2 separate regions of the Homo sapiens genome follow, and region 1 is linked to region 2. A link is a contact called in ENCODE Hi-C or POLR2A ChIA-PET data. All regions are on one chromosome and are shown on one strand. The core of a region is the stretch at or near the end of the contact, and the rest is flanking DNA. Distances in the headings are between cores, read along the strand shown.

Region 1 (7,311 bases), core at 2,567-5,066, 1.9 Mb before region 2:
TTGTGAAGGAGATTGACTAGGGGTCAGAAGAGTTCTCTAAGCAGTTGTCATTTGAGCCAGACCTGAATAAGAGTAGATGCCAGCCGAGGAGAGGCATTCCAGGTGAAGGGCATGGTTGGTGCAAAGGCCTAGGGTCAGAACTAATTGAGCATTGGCAGAGGGTAGAGAGAAGGGCAATGTGTTGGAGCCAGGGGCAGGGAGAGAAGTACAAGCCCAGGGAAGTTCAGATTATGCTGGATTTTGAGGGCAGGGTGAGGAGCTAGAGTTTTATTCTAACAGTGTTTGAAACTGACCACTCTGGAGGCAAGGAGAACCGATGGTGCGGGGCTAGAGGGGAAGCCGGGAGAGCAGCTGGAAGGTTGCCTACTGGGCCAGGCGGGAGATGATGCTGCATAGATGAGAGTAGAGATGGAGAGGGGTTAGATTTGGCAAGTCTTTTGTAAACAGACTTGATAGAACTTGCTAATGGATTTGGTTTGGGAGATTTAAAAAAAAAAAAACAGACGTGGTGGTTTACACCTGTAATCCCAGCACTTTGGGAGTCCGAGGTGGGCGGATTGCTTCAGTCTAGGAGTTTGAGACCAGCCTGGCCAAGATAGCAAAAACCTGTCTCTACTAAAAATACAAAAATTAGCTGGGTGTGGTGGTGCACGCCTGTAATCCCAGCTTCTTGGAAGGCTGAGGCATAAGAATTTCTTGAACCCAGGAGGCCGAGGTTGCAGTGAGCCGAGATTGTGCCATTGCAGTCCAGCCTGGGTGACAGAGTGAGACTCCATCTCAAAAAAAAAAAAAAAAAAAAAAAAAGGATAATGTAGAGGAAGTGAACCAATTGTGAATGTTATCAGGATGGAAAAAAAAAAGACATTTTCATCCTGGTCATTTGATCCGGAATTCCTGGTCTCAAGCAATTCTTCCACCTCTGCCTCCCAGAGCACTGGGATTACAGGCATGAGCCACTACCCCAGGCCATCCAGGTCATTTGAAAATGTTTCTCTAGATCAGTCAATGTCATTTAATACTTGACTGCATCTGGGTTTCTCAGCCTTGGCATTGTTGACATTTTGGGCCAGATGATTCTTTGCTGGGGGCTGTCCTGTGCGCTGTAGAGTGTTGAGCAGCATCCCTGGCCTCCACCCACTAGATGGCAGTAGTAGCAACTCCAGTTGTGACAACCAAAAATGTTACTGCCAAATGTCCTTAAGGGGCAAACTAGCCCCCAGTTGAGAACCCTGGGTCTATAGAAATAGCTATACACATGTGATTGTATAAATGAAACTGTCACACATACAAACATACAGATTTCTAGGAGGATTTACCTGGGTCTATACAAATAGCTATTTACTCAGACCATATATATAAAAATATATTTCTTTCTTTTTTCTTTTTTTTTTTTTTTAAAGAGATGGAGTCTTACCATGTTGACCAGGCTGGTCTTGAACTCCTGGCCTCAAGCTATCATCCCATCTCGGCCTACCAAAGTGCTAGGATTATAGGCGTGAGCCACCGTGCCTGGCCTAGACCTAATACATTAAACCCAAATTTACACATAGAACCTCTGAGAATGAATAGTCTCTTTACAAAGGCTTGATATGATTTATTAACATTCTATTTAAAGACAGAAACTTCAGGAACACACACCTATTTTATATAACAAGATATACCTATGTTATTATTTTCCTATAAATGCATATACTAGAATTATTATTATTATTATTATTATTATTATTATTTTTTGAGACAGAGTTTCACTCTTGTTGCCCAGGCTGGAGTGCAATGACACCATCTCAGCTCACCGCAACCTCTGCCTTCCGCCTCCCGGGTTCAAGCGATTCTCCTGCCTCAGCCCTCTGAGTAGCTGGGATTACAGGCATGCGCCACCAAGCCCGGCTTATTTTGTATTTTTAGTAGAGATGGGGTTTCTCCATGTTGGTCAGGCTGGTCTCGAACTCCCGACCTCAGGTGATCTGCCCGCCTTGGCCTCACAAAGTGCTGGGATTACAGGCATGAGCCAATTTTTTTTTGAGACAGAGTCTCGCTCTGTCACCCAGGCTGGAGTGCAGTGGCACGATCTCGGCTCACTGTAACCTCCGCCTCCTGGGTTCAAGTGCTTCTCCTGCTTCAGCTTCCCGAGTAGCTGGGACTGCAGGTGCCCGCCACCATGTCTGGCTAATTTTTTTTTTTTTTTTTTTTTTTTGGATTTTTAGTAGAGACATGGTTTCACCATGTTTGCCAGGCTGGTCTTAAACTCCTGTCCTCAAGTGATCTGCCTGCCTTGGCCTCCCAAAGTGCTGGGATTACAGATGTGAGCCACTGCACCTGGCAAAAATATTTTATAAATATACACATATGCATCTCTACCATCTGTTTTATTGAATCCAAGATACCATGGATTGTATTATCATCATGTATAACTGAGAAAAAAATACTACCTATTTAACTATGAAAAGTCATTGATTATAAGATACATCCTGATTTCAGCGAGGTCAAAATGTAAGATATATAAAGATGTGTCTTAAAATATATGAAATACGGGTTTTAAAAATGAATATCTATCTGGTAACAGCCAGGGTCAAAGTCTTCCACATTCCACATTCCTTGTGTGGAATGGACACATCAGGAAGTGACCTTATTCAGGATGGAAGCCAGTTTTTATATTAGTAAGTATCACAGTCATAATGGTCAAAAAATTCATTCTGAAGGCCTTTAACTTATAAGCTTCATCAGCCATGAGAATCTTCCATCAGAGTAGAGAACTGAACTAGGAACTGTGGGTCAGTCAATGAAGAAGCTCCAATCTGGTGCCTACTCTTTCACAAGATGGTGTGCTAGGTCCTGGGAGAAACAAAGACAAAATGATCTGGGTGTTGGAACAAGGTGCTTAGACACTGATGACGAGGGCGGGGGGCAGAGAGAAATTGGTTACATAAGAGAGAATGAAATAAACAAGGTGCGACTTATTTCCGTTTTGATAGTGTGAGATCAGGGTACGCTTCTTAGTTGTGAATCTAGGTGGGATTATTACTTTTTTCTTTCTTTCTTGTTACTTTGAGAAGCTAGGGATTCTCATAAGCAAAAGTGGGTCCAGGTGTGAACGTAAATAAGCCCCTTGCATGTCAAGGAGATTTTGTGGCCAGAGTGTGGCCTGCAGGGAGGGGACAAGGGAAGGAGGTTGGACCGATGGGCTGGGGCAGATGGCATGTGGTGAAAGTCCTGGTCTCAGTTGCCTTTATGATGTAGGCAGGCGGGAGCTTTCTAATGTATTTGAAAGAAATGATGTGATGTGTGGGTATTTCAGCTTTAGCAGCATCTCTAGGGGTAGGAAGACTGATCAGGAGACTGTAGCAAAAGATCTGGGTGAGATGAGATGAAGGTTTAACCCCAGACAGAGGACGTGGAAGCGGGAGAGATGGGGAGATGGAATCCATACTTCTGAGTGTGAGGAAGCAGGGCAAGGGCTGAACGTTTTTAGCCTTGATGATGGGGAGGATGCAGGCGAGTGAGAGGGAGCCTTTGAGTTTCACATATTCCTTCTTTGACAGCAGCAGGTTCTTCTGAAGAAACCTGAAATGCATTGGAAGGCCTTGCTATTTTGGCCCCATAATCAGCACCGTCTAGCATATTCCTGGTCTGGCTGTCTCTCCACTTTCCTCCCCTTCAAGTATTCATAGGAAAATGAGGCCTCCATTCACTGGGTTCATGGGCACAAAGGTTACTGTGAGTCATGGTTAACCAGCAGTGAGGAGTGCCAGGATTGAGTAACCGTGGTGGAATGTGGCCTGTGGCTGCTGTTATTGCCCTGGGTCATTTAAGTGACAACTCCCTCTGGGAATGGATAGTGTGGCTCTTTGCCACAGGGAGACAGTGGCTTTCCTGTGTCTGGGTGGTCAGGGAGCAAGGGGGTGTGTGTTTGAAGCATGTTGTCTCCTGCCCCAGAGGAACCGCTGCTGCTGGCCGAACTCAAGCCCGGGCGCCCCCACCAGTTTGATTGGAAGTCCAGCTGTGAAACCTGGAGCGTCGCCTTCTCCCCAGATGGCTCCTGGTTTGCTTGGTCTCAAGGACACTGCATCGTCAAACTGATCCCCTGGCCGTTGGAGGAGCAGTTGTAAGTATTCTCGTACTGGGGCCCCATCCGGCGCATTTCCAAACACTCCTTGTTCTTTTGCCATCTCTGTGCCCAAGAACCAGAGAGAGGGAAGGTGGCTCATGGTTCAGGAATTGATCATGGGGGTTTCCAGAGCCCCAAGTTCTGTATATGTGAAAGTCAATTCTGTCAAGATTATGTTAGCCCCAAGTTGGCTTTTTTTCCCATAGCTTTATTGAGATGTAATTTATATACCACACAGTTTGTCCATTTAAGTATACAATACAGTGGCTTTTAGTCTATCCACAGAGTTGTGCATCCATCACCATCATCAGTCTTACTTTATTTATTTATTTTTTGAGACAGTCTCCCTCTGTCTCCTAGGCTGGAGTGCAATGGCGCAATCTTGGCTCACTACAACCTCTGCCTCCTGGGTTCAAGCGATTCTCCTGCCTCAGCCTCCTGAGTAGCTGGGATTACAGGCACACACCACCACGCCTGGCTAAGTTTTGTATTATTAGTAGAGACGAGGTTTCGCCATGTTGGCCAGGCTGGTCTCAAACTCCTGACCTCAAGTGATTCACCCACCTCGGCCTCCCGAAGTGCTGGGATTACACATTTCTCCCATGAGCCACTGTGCCTGGCACATAATCAATTTTAGAATATCTTTATTTCCTCAGAAAGAAACCCTGTACCCCTTAATTTAGATCCCCCAACCCCCCTGCACTCTCCAGGCAACCACTAATCTACTTTGTCTCTCTAGATTGGCCTATTCTAGACATTTCCTATTAATGGAGTCATACAACACGTAGCCTTTTTTGACTAGCTCCTTTCATTTTACATAATGTTTTCACAGTTCATCCGTATTCTAGCATATACTAGTATTTCATTTCCTTTTATTGCATCATATGGAGATGCCAAATTTTGTTCGTACATTTATCAGTTGATGGACATTGGGTTGTTTTCATGTTTTGGTTATTACAAATAGTGCTGCTATGAACATTTATAGAAAACCTGTGTTTTCTATGTTTAACTATTTGAGGAGGTGTCAGACTGTTTTCCAGAGTGGCTGCACCATTTTACTTTCCCACCAGCAGTGGATTCAGGTTCCAGATTCTCTACATCCAGCCGTTGTTATTGTCTGTCTTTTTTTATTATCCTAGCAGGCAGCCATCCTAGTGGTATGAAGTGGCATTTCATAGTGGTTTCGATTTGCATTTCCTTGATGGCTATGGATGTCAAGCGTCTTTTCTTTCTTTCTTTTTTTTTTTCTTTTTTTGAGACAGAGTCTCACTCTGTTGTTCAGGCTGGAGTACAGTGGCATGATCTCAGCTTATTGCAACCTCCACCTCCTGGGTTCAAGCAATTCTCCTGCCTCAGCCTCCCAAGTAGCTGGGACTACAGGCACATACCACCACGCCTAGATAATTTTTGTATTTTTAGTAGAGACGAGATTTCACTATGTTGGCCAGGCTGGTCTCAAACTCCTGACCTCAGGTGATCCACCTGCCTTGGCCTCCCAAAGTGTTGGGATTACAGGTGTGAGCCACCACACCTGGCCGAGCATCTTTTCAGGTGCTTACTGGTCCTTTGTATACGTTCTTTGGATAAATGTCTACTCAGAGCCTTTGCTCGTTTTTGTCTTTTTATTATCAACCAAGTTTATTTTATTCATTTATTTTTTTTGAGAGAGAGAGAGGGTCTTGCTCTGTTGTCCAGGCTTGAGTGCAGTAGCTCAGTCACGGCTCACTGCAGCCTCAACCTGCTGGTCTCAAGCTATCCTCCTGCCCTAGCCTCCCAAGTACCTGATACTACAGGCGCGCCACCATGCCCAGCCAACTTTTAAATTTTTTGTAGAGACAGGGTCTTGCCTAGGCTGGTCTTGAACTCCTGGCCTCAAGAAATCCTCCCGCCTCAGCCTCCCAAGTAGCTGGGATTACAGGTGTGAGCCATGGCGCTTGGCCAAGTTTAGTTTCTAATACCAGTTTTTCTTTCTTTGGGATGGACAAGCCCCAGTGTCAGAATGCCGTGAGCTCCCATTCAGATGGCCCAGCATCTGTATGTTTTCATTTGTCCCAGGGCAACTCTATGTCTGTATTTATTCATTCAGCCAGCCTTGGTTGCGTAGTTTCTTTTTTTTTCTTTTGAGATGGAGTCTCGCTCTGTCGCCCGGGCTGGAGTGCGATGGTGCGATCTCGGCTCACTGCAACCTCCACTTCCCTCCTGCCTCAGCCTCCTGAGTAGCTGGGATTACAGGCATGCGCCACCACCCCTAGCTAATTTTTTTGTATTTTTAGTAGAGATGGGGTTTTACTATGTTGGCCAGCCTTGGTTACATAGTTTCTTTGCGTAACACTGAGTTAGGGACTGAGAGTCGTTAGATAAATCAGACATGGCCCTTGCCCTTGAGGCTTTCATTTATTTTTCTTTAAGCATTTTTTATAAATAACATTAGATTTAAGGTTTTTATAAGTTGGATATGAAACTTGCCTTGATAAGAGGGAATGTTGACAGGAGTTTGTTGAGATGGGTACTCTGCATGCTGCTAGAGTTGAGGGGGATAAATTTGTGCAGTTTTTGGAAGGAAGCCTGGCAAAATGCATCAAGGACCTGAAAAATGTTCTTCTGGGCTGGGCGCGGTACCTGATGCCTGTAATCCCAGCACTTTGGGAGGCCGAGGCAGGCAGATCACTTGAGGTCAGGAGTTTGAGACTAGTCTGGCCAACATGGTGAAACCCTGTCTCTATTAAAAATACAAAAAGTTAGCCAGGTGTGGTGGTGTGCACCTGTAATCCCAGCTACTCAGGAGGCTGAGGTAGGAGAATCGCGTGAACCTGGGAGGCGGAGGTTGCAGTGAGCTGAGATCGCGCCACTGCACTCCAGCCTGGGTAACAGAGCGAGATTCCATCTCAAAAAAAAAAAAATCTCAGAAATGGTGTCATCTATTTATATACACTGATCTTCATCATGAAATTAGTTGCATGTTAAGAAAATTGGAAACAGTTTGAAATCCAGGGATGAGAGGATGGTTACGAAAATTTTACCATTTCCATATGATATTTTTGCAGCCATCAAATTTTGTTATGTGTTTTTAATCAGAGTTTTCAGTTTCTTCTGTGGTCAGTTTAATGATAATGCCAAGGTCATACATTGTTTACTAATTCCCTACCTGAAATACAAGGGATGCACCTTCATTTCTAGACTTGACATGTAAGTAAATTTACTATATG
Region 2 (7,628 bases), core at 2,852-5,351:
ATTCCTAAATGGATCAAATCCTCACAATATTCCTTGGACATATCTGCCATCATTTAGTCTCAGTAACTTCCTGTCTGTAATTTTTTGGACTTGAGACGACGAGCTTTGCTCATAATGTCTACTCCGTGGGCTCAGAGCTCTCTTGAAACAGAATTTGTGGCCTCCTTCACACCCCTGCAGTAGGCCTGGTGCTTTGCCTTCCTGAAAATGTTATGTTGCTGTGTAATGGGCTTATTACTGTGTTTAAATGAATTAATAAGTAGATATTAAATTTTTAATTAGTTTTAATTTCCAATATAATAAATACTGGTAAGTAAACCCATGTGAACAAAAACTTTTTGGAGTCCTCTATAATTTTTAAGAGTTATAAAGGGATCCCAAAACCAAGGAGTTTGAGACCACTTCTTTAGGCTAGCATCTTCAACTTTGTAGTTTCATCCATTTGCCCTGGTTTGATCCCACTCTGGGGACCTGAACCAGTTATCATATTCAGAAAGAAGTTGATTTGTATCCACAATGCTTGTTAATGGACAGTGGGGTGGTTATATTTTTTCATTGATTAGAATACTCATTACTTTCTAATACCTCTTTTTCATGGTGTCTTGGTACCTGAGAAGCTAAGCTAGGAGTCAGAAAGTTGCTAGGTGAACACAGGATCAGAGGAATCAGCTCTATCTCCGGAAGCTTTTACTCAGGTTATAAGAAGGCCTGTTAGTGTATTCACAGTAGTGAATTTCTGTGATACCTCTCTCTATTATCTAGTGTTGTGTTTGACAGTTAATAGCTTCTCGTCACCTTGTACCTCTTGTACCTTTTTTTTTTTTTTGCCAGAAAAATGTTTATTAAGCACAAGACACTATTCGTGGAGTTAAATAAAAGGCATGTTACTTCTATTTAATGCTCTTCTCTGTTTGTTCTCATTATTAATTTAATTCTTTGTAACATATAGGGTTTATAAATAAAAATTTCTTTTTTTTGAACTTTGAAAGGTATATTCATGTGACTCTTTGTTTCATACTTCTGGTAGTCTATAGTACACAAGATTAGATTGGTTCAGTAGGTGATGGTGATAGGATTGACACATGTGGCTTAGCTATCTATGAAAATAAAGTGTTTAGGAAAATTGCATGTGGCGAATCACTATAAAGTGTTAAAATGATTTTTATTTTTTTTAAAGCTAGCATTTTATCTTCAATATTTCAAATGTGAAAAGTGCTGTCTAGAAAATGTCATTCCTTTGAATAAACATCATTAAATAAACTTGTTTGTTGATTCATATAGATTTGTATTAAATATAGTCCATCAATTCTAGGCACAAAAGGCCATGTTATAGCTATTAGCATGATCAATACATGTCAAAAGGAAATGTTAGCAATTAAGCAATAATGAAAAAGTCAAGAAAATAAAAATCTAGGTGAAGAAAGACTACACTGGAATATCTGCATGGCAGTAGCAGTCTTTCTTAGGGTAGCTAAACTTAAATGGCTACCATTGGAGAATTATAGTTAGGTCTCTCCACAGCACTCATGTCCTAATGGAGTATAGTACACAGAATATGATGAATTGATTTTTTTTTGACACCTCAAAGTGATCTCCACATAAAATAAATACTTGTAAGTGATGGCCCTTACTGAACGAACAAGATATTTTTAAAGTATAAATATTGTGGGGAAACGTTAAACCTCCAAATCTGTAAGTCAACATAGCTCTAAAGAGGAAAAATTAATGTTACACAGTATCTACTGGCCTGTCAATTGTTACATTTTTAAAAATAGAGCATTGTATACTTAATAGACTGGCATCAAATCTTTTGTACCCTGTATTTTTTGATCAAACAGTTGTTTAAACTGCTTGTATTCGAGGGATGCTTTTCATTTGTAAACATAATATTAATCTTGCCAACAATTCCATACCCTAGTATCTTTTTATTGTAACAATAAAATATATTCTTCTCTATAAAACATTTATGCTCTTTGAAGAGTTTCTTTTCTGCCTGAGGTTTCTTTTTAATCAATTTGTCTATCTCTTTATCTTTACAAACTCATCTTTAATCTTTTGTTTCTTTAAAACAGTCTGGTTTTTAAAGATTTTAGTTTTGAACATCGAATTTTGTGATATAAATTTATGGGGTCATGTATGAAGAATTTTGTCTTCATACTTGAAGTCAAAGGATGAAAAATTTGATCCCTAAAGAGTTCTTTTCACAATTTTTAAATTTCAATAAAATAAAGAATGGTAGGACTGTGATTGAAAAATGTGATACTAAATTTTTCTATTGAATGATGCATATTTATTTTTAAAATCCTTCTCTGTACTTATTCATTCAACAAATATTTATTAAGTGCTCAGTTTGTGCCAGCCACTATAGTAAGCACTGTGGAGTAAAAACAAACTTGGTCTGTGCAATCTTTGGATTTAGGTTATTGGCAGGGTAGGAGGCAGGTATTAATAAAATAACACAAAACTGCAGTGAAGACAAGTATGATTATGAGCAGTATGGTGCTGTATAGATAATATGGTGATTTGACTTAATAAGAGGCCAGAAAAATGGTTTGTTTATTTATTTATTTATTAATGACAGAGTCTTGCTCTGTTGCCCAGGCTGGAATGCAGCATTGCAATCTTGGCTCACTGCAGCCTCAGCGTCCCGGGCTCAAGTGATTCTCATGCCTTAGCCTCCCGAGTAGTTGGGACTACACGGGCCAGCGCCTGGCTAATTTTTGTATTTTTAGTAGAGATGGCTGTATTAGGCAGGATTCTCTTAGAGGGACAGAACTTCTGCCTGCTTTATACTTGCTGGAAGCTGATGAGATTGTGCCCACCAGATTAAGGGTGGATCTGCTTTCCCCAGCCCACTGACTCAAATGTTAATCTCTTTTGGCAACACCCACACAGACACACCCAGGATTAATACTTTGTGTCCCTCTATCCAATCAAGTTGACACTCAGTATTAGCCATCACAGTGAGGTTTTACCATGTTGCCCAGGCTGTTCTTCACCTCCTGGCCTCAAGTGATTCTCCTGCCTCAGCTTCCCAAGGTGCTGGAATTACAGGCATGAGCCACTGCGCCTGACCAGAAAAGTGGTTTACCTGATAAAGTGGCATTTGAACTGAGATCTGAAAGTAGAATATACTTGAAGTAGATGAAGAGAGGAATGACAATATTTTATAGCAGAAAGGACAGCAGCCCTTGGTGGCAGGAGGCATGTTGTATTCCAGGAACGAAAGACCAATGCAGCTGTAGTGGAGAGAATACCTGAGAGCATGTGATCAGATGAGGCCCACCTGAGGGCAGATAGGGCTAGACTAGGCATAGTGTAGCCACAAAAGGGCTTTCAGTCAGTGATAAGGATTTGGGTCTTTATCTTAAAAAGACAAGGAGAATCCATGTTACATATTTTAAGCAGGAATTGAAGGTGGGGTCTTGAGGAAGGTGAGTGGTTGGGCAACGAGACAGGAATGGTGAAACTCTGTTAGTCTACAATGTGCAAGGTGGCAGAAGTGCATGCCAAAAGTGGACATAGGCAGGCCAGGTGCGGTGGCTCACGCCTGTACTCCTAGCACTTTGGGAGGCTGAGGCGGGGGGGATCACGAGGTAAGGAGATAGAGACCATTCGGCTAACACAGTGAAACCCCATCTCTACTAAAAATACAAAAAGTTAGCTGGGCTTGGTGGCGGGCGCCTATAGTCCTAGCTGCTTGGGAGGCTGAGGTAGGAGAATGGCGTGAACTCGGGAGGCAGAGGTTGCAGTGAGCTAAGATCGTGCCACTGAACTCCAGCCTGGGTGACAGAGTGAGACTCCGTCTCAAAAATAAACAAACAAAAAAGTGGACATAGGCATTCTAGTCAGAAAGTTTGTCTAGTAGTCAAAAAAAAAAAAAAAAAAAAAAAAAAAAGGATGGTGCCTACTTCATTGCCTTAAGCCCTTTCTATCTTGGACAGAACCTCAGAGGGGCCCAGATATTTTCTTGGAGACAGATTCTGTCATGTTTTTGTGTCAGGAGTCTGAATGTCAGTTCTTCCGAAGTTTTACTGCAGCACTAGTGCTGAAGACTGCTGTACTTGTTTGGATGATTAATACTGACTCATAATCCAAAAGCAGGTACATGAAGACTATAATATTCTTAACCATGTATTGCAGATATGCTTTTGGAAGCTGATTCAAAAAACTTACATGAGTACAAGGTGATCTTTAATTGGTTTATGCTCCAGCTACACTTTTTGCTTGTTATTGCTGTGGCAGTGAAAATTCTGACATGAACAAAAGACTGAAAGTAAACATAACTTGAAATATTTATTAGTATAGAGTGGTTCTTGAATTGTATATTTGCTATAGCCTACATTTCAGGCTAAAATTCATTCTATACCTAGGCTTTAACATCTGTTTCTTGGTGCTTTCTTTGTAACTAGCAATACTCTGAAAAGACAGTGTGACATCGGTTAGCAGTTACATCACCAGTCTGTGATGTCGTGTGTGTAATTGTCAGTGGTCAATCCATGGTGCTGTGTGAAATTATACTTAAGCTATAGTGGAAAACTAGTGTCCTCTTCCTTGGCAACTGTGACCAAGTGTGGGAGATAAGCCTGAAGGCTTTAACTGAATAGCCATCTGTTTAAAGCGTCTGGTTTTAAATGTAGCAGCTCATGTCACATCAGTCAGAAAAGGCTCCTGCAGCTGCAGCAGCCTCTGTTTCAGTTAAATAAATAAACAAAATGTGTTTCTTTTTTGTATTTTGTTATTATGTTCCTAAGTCTCCTTTTTTGTTGTTGGTTTTTTTCTTTCATACTTACAAGATTTTGGTTGAGGAAGTTGAATTGTTGATAGGTGGGGTCACCTCATGAGTTAATTATTTGAGATTGTTTAAATACATTTTTATATCTGTCTCTGAAATAACAAAAGTGAAGCTTTGTGGTAAGAAACTATTCAGTTTTTTTATTTGATATGCACTTTCATGTGTCTTGGTGCATAGTGCTGATGGGAAAAGAATGAAATATATGATGAAATACTGTGCTTGAAGAGCAGCAAGCATTGAACCCAGTCATAGCTCGTGAACTTGTGAATGGACCTGTTTCTTTTTAAGTATGTGAAAATTTCTGGGAAATATTCTGATGAATTTTACATAGGTCATCTCTTACTATTGAACTTAAAATATTTCCCTTTTTCTCCCAAGAAGAACATTTTCAGTTTTACTTCTTTTGTCCTGTGCTGCCTTCAGTGAATGAAGAAAATTACTGCTTTATTCATTTGATATTATGGCATTGAAGTATACCATTATTGTGAATTTGATTTCTCTAGTATAGGCTTAGCAATTTGAAGATATTACTGGGAGATTGGCTTATATTAGGAAATAGTCTCCTTTATAAAAAAATTCAAAAACGCAATTTCAGCTTAATTCATCTCTAAGCAGTTATTATGTATGATATGTGTACTTCTCTATTTAGAAGGGCTTTACTATGAATTTTTGTAAATACCCTTTTCAATACACTTAAAAATTCTTCACCTTGGCCAGGCACAGTGTAATCCCAGCACTTTGGGAGGCCGAGGCAGGTGGATCATGAGGTCAGGAATTCGAGACCAGCCTGACCAACATGGTGAAACCCTGTCTCTACTAAAAGTACAAAAATTAGCTGGGTGTGGTGGTGCACACCTGTAATCCCAGCTACTCAGGAGGCTGAGGCAGGAGAATCACTTGAATCTGGGAGGCAGAGGTTGCAGTGAGCCGAGATCGCACCATTGCCCTCCAGCGTGGGTGACAGAGCAAGACTCTGTCTTAAAAAAAAAAAAAAAAAAAATTCTTCACCTATAAACAGTGCAATTATTCATGAATTTTTATTATATAAAGATATATATTTAATGTCATATACTTGATAGGGCTTTTTAACTAATAAGGATGATAGTGCAATTAGCTTATTGATTTGTAAATACCTGCCTCTGGTGTCTTCTATCATACCTAAACCTTTGTTTTGATTCATGAATATATTAGGCAGTTTTGTTTGTATTTTGTAACTATTTGAGAAGAAATAGTTTAAGCAAAAGTAATCTTCAGTCTTGCCATTGTCCCAAGTCATAAAAAATTCTGAAATAATTGTATTTTGCATTAAAAATGTCTTTATTTAAACTCGGCATGGTGGCCTGAGTTGTAGTCCCAGCTACTCTCAAGACTGAGGTGGAAGGATCACTTGAGCCCAGGAGTTTGAATCTAGTCTGGCCTAGACAATATAACAAGACCTTGTCTCTTTATTTATTTTTTATCTTTATTTTTAAAAGTCTTGATTTAATAAGACTTCAATGATCAGTTCAACTTGAATTTTTACCATTTAAAATGTTAAGACGTAGTAAAAGAGAAAAATAGAAAAAGTCACTTGACATAAAAGTATAACTTACGAGGAATTGTATATACAAATTAGTGGTCAAGATAACAGATTGATCATATTATTTTCCAAATAGGTTTATTTGGAGATATGTGAATTTTATTGTTTCTGAAGTAATTTTATAGTTACTGTCTAGTACTTAATTCTTCTCAAAACATTGATTAAATAATTTCTAGGTTAAGTTGGAAACATGTGATAACATTAAAAAATTTAAAATGTCTTTGGGCCTGAAAGATTATGCCTTTACATTCAACATGAAATCCATGGATGGAGTTTATATAAATAACCATGTAGGCTTACCAATCCTTAACCCTCTTGTATTAGTCCATACTCACATGGATATTTCCATATCCACTTTTACTCTTGTGTCAAAAGACAAAATTAAAACTCATTTAGTTATGTATCTAATTGGCTTTTATTCTCGATTCATGAATCGGTGCAGCCTCCATTCTAATAGAATCACAGCTTCTACTGGGCAATGGCAGACTATTGGGTTTTGTGAGGTGGGAATGAGGAAACATAACAATGGGGAAAATAAGCTGATTAGTTAACAATAGATTACTTCAGTTTACTTTTTTTTTATAAGGGTTAAAGCAGAGGGGACTTTCTTGTTCTGACTCAGGTAGGCTAGAATCTCCTGTTTTTAGGAAAAACTCGTCTGTTTTGGGATCTATCTGCTTTCTTACAGTTGCAGTTTGATTATATGACATTTGGCATGAGTGACTCCACTTTGTTAACACTTGAAAGGTTATTATTCCCATATGGAGTATTCACATGGATGTAGCCATTGTCAGTTATACAAGATCGTGTTTCTTTTCTTTGCCCCCCTGCCCCCGTCACCTAAGAACTTGTTAGATATTCCATTTCTTTTTTTAAAAAAAGATACAGTGAGTAAAGGTGATAGAGAGCATATGGATAAATAGTGAAGAAGCTTGATGAGGGGAGTGGTTAGGTTAGAAACACAAGGGAATTTACTCAGGTTAAAACACTGTCATTTTATATTCAAGCCAATATATATTTGTTTTGTTAGCGTTGACGTAATTTTTTTCTGGGAAGGCTTTCCTGACCTCTGGTTTGAGTAAGCAGCTCCTCCTATGTGTTTTAGTCAGCACTCTTGGCTTAATCCATAGTAACTTTTGCTTGTTTGCATTGTAGTTGGTTATATCTGTCTCCTATAGCTTGTGGGCTCACTTTGACGGGGAGAGGCCTTGTTCTATTCATCATTAATCCTCAGGGTCTAGCACCTAGTAAATA

The links. Hi-C counts contacts between places; a loop is a spot of excess contacts on that map. ChIA-PET counts read pairs that join two places held with the same protein, here RNA polymerase II (POLR2A). Pooled maps may share reads with other maps.
Region 1: a pooled map shows a loop between it and region 2 (8-fold over the local background). The contact joins two enhancer-like sites. A Hi-C loop is called at or near these places in 1 of 50 pooled maps. POLR2A ChIA-PET finds 5 or more read pairs at or near these places in 2 of 52 experiments (A673 and activated naive CD4-positive, alpha-beta T cell).

The regions. Positions count from the first base shown.
Region 1 is chr12:118,049,101-118,056,411 of GRCh38, reverse strand. WSB2 (WD repeat and SOCS box containing 2) reads left to right here. Exons shown (of 9, transcript NM_018639.5): 2 at 3,934-4,102. Among named protein-coding and RNA genes, the nearest start is that of WSB2, 8.4 kb to the left of the region's middle. RefSeq lists an enhancer at 3,339-4,538. Within about 2 kb of position 3,816, at least 31 of the 41 ENCODE cell types and tissues checked have a DNase peak (open chromatin) inside an H3K27ac peak, as active enhancers do.
Region 2 is chr12:116,161,530-116,169,157 of GRCh38, reverse strand. All of the region lies in intron 2 of MED13L (mediator complex subunit 13L), which reads left to right. It also overlaps the pseudogene SNRPGP18. Among named protein-coding and RNA genes, the nearest start is that of MIR620, 17 kb to the right of the region's middle. Within about 2 kb of position 4,101, at least 4 of the 41 ENCODE cell types and tissues checked have a DNase peak (open chromatin) inside an H3K27ac peak, as active enhancers do.